2 separate regions of the Mus musculus genome follow, and region 2 is linked to region 1. The links are chromatin contacts, found by Hi-C or POLR2A ChIA-PET in ENCODE. All regions are on one chromosome and are shown on one strand. The core of a region is the stretch at or near the end of the contact, and the rest is flanking DNA. Distances in the headings are between cores, read along the strand shown. Region 1 holds the start of Itga7 (integrin alpha 7). Region 2 holds the start of 9030616G12Rik (RIKEN cDNA 9030616G12 gene).

Region 1 (2,892 bases), core at 331-2,830:
ATGCCTAGTAAGAGAAGCCAGTGGGGCTGTAGAGATGGCTCAGAGGTTAAGAGCACTGACTGATTTTCCAGAGGTCCTGAGTTCAATTTCCAGCAACCACATGGTGGTTCAAAACCATCTGTAATGGGATCTGATGCCCTCTTCTGGTGTGTCTGAAGACAGCTACAGTGTACTCAGACATAAAACAAATAAATAATTCCTGGAAAAAAAAAAAAAGAAAGAGAAGCTAGAAGACAAAGTGGAAGGGGGTGAGGCTACTATTTTGCCAAATTATTCTCCATCTCTTCTCTTGGCCTCATTTCTTGATTAGAGTTATAAATAGCAAAGAGATGGAAAAAAATGTCCCTCCCTTTGCTTCTACACCAGAGTGGGGGAAGGGAAGTGAAGTTGGGTAGGCCCTTGGGTCTCTGTGGAGAACTCTTTATTTTATTTTTTTGAGGCAGGGTCTGGGTATTGGAGATCATCCAACTCCTATCTGAAGTAGCCCAAAACTCTGCATTCCCCTTTCTGTTGATTCATTCAGAGACCAATTCACTATGTAGCTTTGTAGGCTGGGCTGACTTCAGCCTTGTTCACTGCTGAGATTGCAGGTCTGGGTCTTCAAGCCTGGCTTCCCATCCCCCTCTTAGGTTTTGAGACAGGGCTGCACTCTGTAGCTCTGACTGGCCTGGAACTCTCCCTGTAGACCAAGTTGCTTTCGAGATGACAGAGATCTTCCTGGCTCTGCCTATTGAGTGCTGGGAATATAAGCGCGTCCTACCACACCCAGCTTGCCATCCTTTTTTTGTTGCGTTGGAAATGACCAGTCTCTGGAAGGACCTGATAGCAGGATCTTTGTCTCTTAGGTCCAGTGTCTTTCATTTTTGCCCCCTTTTAGCTCTCTCTTCCCTCTCCACAGTTTAACTTGCATTTCTTATTTTACTCTTTTTCTTTTTCCTTCACTGCAGACTTTGAGCTAAACTTGACCTTCCTCCTGTTCTTCATTCCCTTCTTTCCATTTGCTCCAGTCTCCACCCCTGCTGAGTGTTTTCTGTCTGTGCCTTTACTTCTTTCTGGTCCTCTGAATGCTGACGTTGTGACTTGCTAATACTGCCTTCGTTATTTGTGGGCTGTATGGCATGAGGAGCGGTTTGATTCTTACAGCCTACGAGGTGTGCTGTGAGTCTCCAGGGGAGGCGAAGTCAGTAAAGGACCACTCTAGATCAGGGCCCAGGAACTTTCCGGTCCTCTGTTTTTATCAGCATATCTGTCTTCTCAGCCTCATCTCAATTCTCTGTGATTCTTCTTTTTACTGTACTCTTTCTCTCCGCATTTCTGGGCTCAACCTCCACTTTTTGGGGGGAAGGGTGGGTGAAGGAATGAGTGCACAGTGCAAAGGTGGGGCGGCAGGGCGCAAGGCAATGGGTGCGGCGGGTGCTAGACCTGAGCCGCGGGTCTGGGCATCCCCGGACCCTGGGTCTTGCGCCTGAGTCTATCTGCTGCTGGGGGCATGGGGCGGGAAGGGGCGGGGTCTGGGGCGGTGTCCCAGAGAGGAGGCGGAGCCGGAGCCGGAGCCGGTGCTCCCAAGGCGTGCAGTAGTTGTACTTAGCTGGTCCTGGGGCAGCAGCGGGAAGGGACTGAAGAGGGGTGCTGAGGTGAAAGATTGGAAGACCCGGAAAGATCAGCTAGATTTCGGAAACCAGAAACACCCTCGGGGAGACCTGGGGCTCCCGGCGCGCGACGATTTCCTCGCACTAGCTGGGAGAGCGTTGATCCCATGGCCAGGATTCCGAGGTGCGATTTTCTCCGGCCCCCCGGAATCTACTATCTTATTACTTCCTTGCTCGCTGGACTGTTCTTACCACCGGCTATCGCCTTCAATCTGGATGTGATGGGTGCCATACGCAAGGAGGGAGAACCCGGCAGCCTATTCGGCTTTTCGGTGGCCCTGCACCGACAATTACAGCCCCGACCCCAGAGCTGGTGAGTCACCGTACCCGCCCAGAGTCCCCAGGCTCAAGCTTTGGGCTACCTTTCTCCCAACTCCTCACCTATCCATCTCTCAGGTTTTCAACCGTACTCTGCCCACAGGCATCTCACACTTGAAGCCTTGCCTCGTATTGTCCAGGTCCTCAGACTCAGAGTCTTGCCTTGGGGGATGAGTTAAAGAGCAACATTCTTGCCAGAGACCCTCTTCCTTCTGCCTCTCCCTTCCGTTTGCATTCTTGCTCCAGCCTTGCATCTCTGGCTCCTTTTCTACCTCAGAGGGGTGAACTGCTCCAGGAAGGGAGGGTGAGCATTCTGCCTCTGCATAGGATGGACCGAGTGGGCAAGGGCAGAGTGGATGAGGGTGCCATGGGAGGCAAAGAGGAGAGAAAACAGAAATAGCTACTGTCAAAGCATCACCATGAGATAGCGTGAGGACTGCAGGGCATGGAGGCCAGGAGTGGTGTGGCTTAACACAGCAGGGAGACTAGAGGAAGAGCTGAGAAGGCCTGACAGTCTTCAGTGATGGTCACAGACGGTGGCAGAGACTGTCTGAAAAATAGAGACTGTCTGAGCAGTAGCAAGAAATGGTGGCAGCTGTCACCACCATCGCCAGAGACAGCAGCAGCAGCAGCAGCAGCAGCAGCAGCAGCAGCAGCAGCAGCAGCAGCAGGAGGATACAGTAAAGATACCACGCTGCTTCTGTTCCTCCTCAGGAAATTTCTAACTCCAGAAATCTCAGCAGTAGGGAGAGACAAGGAAGCCCGAGGCTGAGGAATAATTGACATTTTTTTCAGGACCCCTGGTAGCTAGACACATTTGCAGTGTTTCCAAATCCTTGGTTCTTACTACATGTGACAGGAGGTGAGACCAGGAAGAAAGCTTCCCACCCCCGCCCGCCAAAGGGCTTTCTCACCCATGGCCAAT
Region 2 (3,133 bases), core at 195-2,694, 37 kb after region 1:
AGACAGGGTTTCTCTGTGTAGACCTGGCTATCCTGGAACTTGCTCTCTGTAGATTCAGAGATTCACCTGACTTTGCCTCCCAAGTGCTGAGATTAAGACCACTTCTTGGCTTTTTGTTTGTTTGTTTGTTTTTGAGACAAGGTCTCTCTACATAGCCTTGGTTGTCCTGAGATATACAATGTAGACAGGCTAGTTTCAAACCTGCCTGCCTCTGCCTCCTAAGTGCTGGGATTAAAGGCATTTGGCACCATGTCCAGCTAATATTTTTATATTTATGCCCAGTTACACATTTTTCTCAGCATGATGTATTCTAATTTCTTCCCTGTTGTGTCAAATGTGGGTGGATAATGTCTTACTGTGTATTCATATTGCAGTTTCGTTATCCACTGTTTGGTTGTTGGACACTTGTTTTCATTGCATGACTAATGCTGCCATGAAGGTAGAAGAAAGGAGGTCTTTATGTGGAGCCCTCTCCTTTAGGTAGTACCTGGAAGTTAAACTCCTAGATCTTGTAGTTCAGTTTTTAATTTCTTTAGGCAATGCCACCCCAGTTCCGCAGTGGCTGCATTCCCATGTTGGGTTATTTCTCTTCCAGAGCACCAGGGGACTAGAAAAGAAATGTGATAAGAATACGGAGGTGGAGTAAGACAAGAAGCCCTTATCTAAAATGTTCAAAAAAGTTTCCCAGAACTCTAGAAATGAACCAAAGATATAACAATCCACCAAGTGATTCACCTGCCTGTCTCCTAGAGAAATGGCTGACTGTCATAGGAGCCATGAGCGTGGTGGTATTTAATGAGCCTTATTTTTACCCTTTCCCACTTCCAGCCTTGAAACCGGAGACCCACTATAATGGGTCTGCAGTAAGCTGCAGGTGATAAGCAGGCTTCATGCTTCTTAAAGACCCTGTATGCAAATAAATGGGACAGCCTCAGACAGTTGGTGCTAATTTTAAAGTTGCAGTTGCCTTGTGGTGCTATTCATTTAAGCAAAAGACAGATTGGCTAAAATTAATGAAGTAAATCTAAGGGATGTCCAGAGGGGTGTTTCAGCAGCCCTTACTCAGGGGTCTCCTGGCAGCACACTTACTCTCACCTCTTGGTTCACCTTGAGGCTCTGTCTGCTCAAGCAGGAACTAAAATCTAGGTTAGAGGGCTTGCTTGCTGAAGGCAATAGGCACAGCACCCTCAGCAAAGGTGGGGCACCTAACAGGAAGGTAAAGGTCTCCAGGGAAACCTCTGTTTTGTTATTTGACTGTGTAGCTAGCCAGAGACTTCAGAGGTCATACCTGCTAAAGTATAAAGATTTCAAAATCAGTTCAGGAAAGATACTGGCAACAAATATAGCAGCAGCTGCAGCCACAAAAACAAACAGCAACACCAAATCCTGTCTCCAGAACTGTCAGAGACATTATTTAACTCGCCCAGTTTCCAGTGAGAAACTTAAAGAGATACAAAGAAACAGACCAGTGTAGATCACAACAGATGCTTGTCAGAGAGGCATGCTTCCCTCACAGAAATCCAAATGACTTAAGTTACTAGAAAGATATCACCTGGGAATTCTTATTTCTGTAAGGTAAGTAGTGATGTCTCCTCCTTCCTTCCTGATTTTAGTAACCCAACTATTTTTCTTGTTTTTATCTATTTGTTTAGTTTTGGTCAGTTTAGCTATAGCTTAGTTAATTTTATTATCTTTTCAAAGAAGAACCCTTTTGTTGATTTTCTGTTTCTATTGTTTCATTTATTTAAGTTTAAATCTCTTTCTCTCTCTCTTCCTTCCTTCCTTCCTTCCTTCCTTCCTTCCTTCCTTCCTTCCTTCCTTCCTTCCTTCCTTTCTTTCTTTCTTTCTTTCTTTCTTTCTTTCTTTCTTTCTTTCTTTCTTTCTTTCTTTCTTTCTTTCTTTCTTTCTTTCTTTCTGGATAGACTAAGCCTCTACCTCTGATCATTTAAAAGTGTTCTTAAACTAGGTGTAGTGGTGGTGCATGTATGTCCATCATCCCTCCACACAGGAGGCAGAGGCAGAGGCAGGGGCAGGGGCAGGGGCAGGGGCAGGGGCAGGGGCAGGGGCAGGGGCAGGGGCAGGGGCAGGGGCAGGGGCAGGGGCAAAGGCAGGAGATTGGCTACAAGTTCAAGGACAGCCTGGGTTTATAGTGAGTTCCTGGCCAACCAGAGCTACATACTGAGACTTTGTCACAAAATACCAAAAAAAAAAAAAAAAAAAAGGGGGGGGGGACCAACCAACCAAAAACCAACAACAATAAAGTTCTTTAACTGTAGTAATAACTTCTTTCTTCTTAAAAAAAGATTTATTTATTTATTTATTTATTTATTTACTTATATGAGTGCTCTGTCTGTCTGTATGCCTGCATACAGAAGAGGGCATTAGATACCATTATAGACAGTTGTGAGATGCCATGTGGTTGCTGAGATTTGAACTCAGGACCTCTGGAAGAGCAGTCTTAACTATTGAGCCATTTCTCCAGTGCTGTGGTAATAATTTCATCTTACTGTTTTTGCTTACTAGTACAGGCACTTAATCAGAGACCCCTAAATATATTAAGTAAAACCCAACAGAGTTGAAGAGACAAATAGGCAATCTAACAAAATTAGTTGGAGATTTCTAAATCTGCCTCCCCTCTTTGAGATAGTGTCTTTTGCACCCCAGACTAACTTTAACCTTGCTATGTGGCCAAGGATAACTTTGAATTTCTGATCCTCCTGCCTTTATGTTTCTGGAACTGGGAATACTGGCATGTACCAAGGTTTAGCTTTATGTAATGATGAAGGAAGCTAACCCAGGGCTTTGCCTATGTTCGAGAGGTACTCTGCTAACTGTGCTATATCCCAACCCTACATTCCACTTTTAATGGATAGAACAAGTAGGCAGAAGATAAACTGGGACCTAGAAGACGTGACTAGACTTATAGATACAACTTCAGGATGTGTCTGATCTTTTTTGCACTGGGAACAAATCTGGGACCTTAGACACACTGGACAACAGCTGAGCCACACCCCTGGTCCTATACAGTTTTCAAATATGAGACATTCTTCACGATAGATCACATGCTATGCCATAAAATAAGGCCCAAAAGATTTAAAATGATTGAAATAATACAAAATAGACCCTCTGATCA

Evidence for each region. Hi-C counts contacts between places; a loop is a spot of excess contacts on that map. ChIA-PET counts read pairs that join two places held with the same protein, here RNA polymerase II (POLR2A).
Region 2: a loop to region 1 is called in a map of mouse trophoblast stem cell, with 2.0 times the contacts of the local background. The contact joins the promoter of 9030616G12Rik here to the promoter of Itga7 in region 1. A Hi-C loop is called at or near these places in 6 of 37 maps with a recorded cell type or tissue (Patski, left cerebral cortex and mouse trophoblast stem cell). POLR2A ChIA-PET finds 5 or more read pairs at or near these places in 2 of 5 experiments (Patski and embryonic stem cell).

What each region holds. Positions count from the first base shown.
Region 1 is chr10:128,932,233-128,935,124 of GRCm38, forward strand. It overlaps Itga7 (integrin alpha 7), which reads left to right and starts at 1,581. Exons shown (of 25, transcript NM_001330160.1): 1 at 1,581-1,962. The coding sequence starts at 1,757. It overlaps Gm46186 (a long non-coding RNA gene), which reads right to left. Exons shown (of 3, transcript XR_001779675.2): 3 at 2,718-2,892.
Region 2 is chr10:128,969,753-128,972,885 of GRCm38, forward strand. It overlaps 9030616G12Rik (RIKEN cDNA 9030616G12 gene), which reads left to right and starts at 1,445. Exons shown (of 2, transcript NR_152816.1): 1 at 1,445-1,575.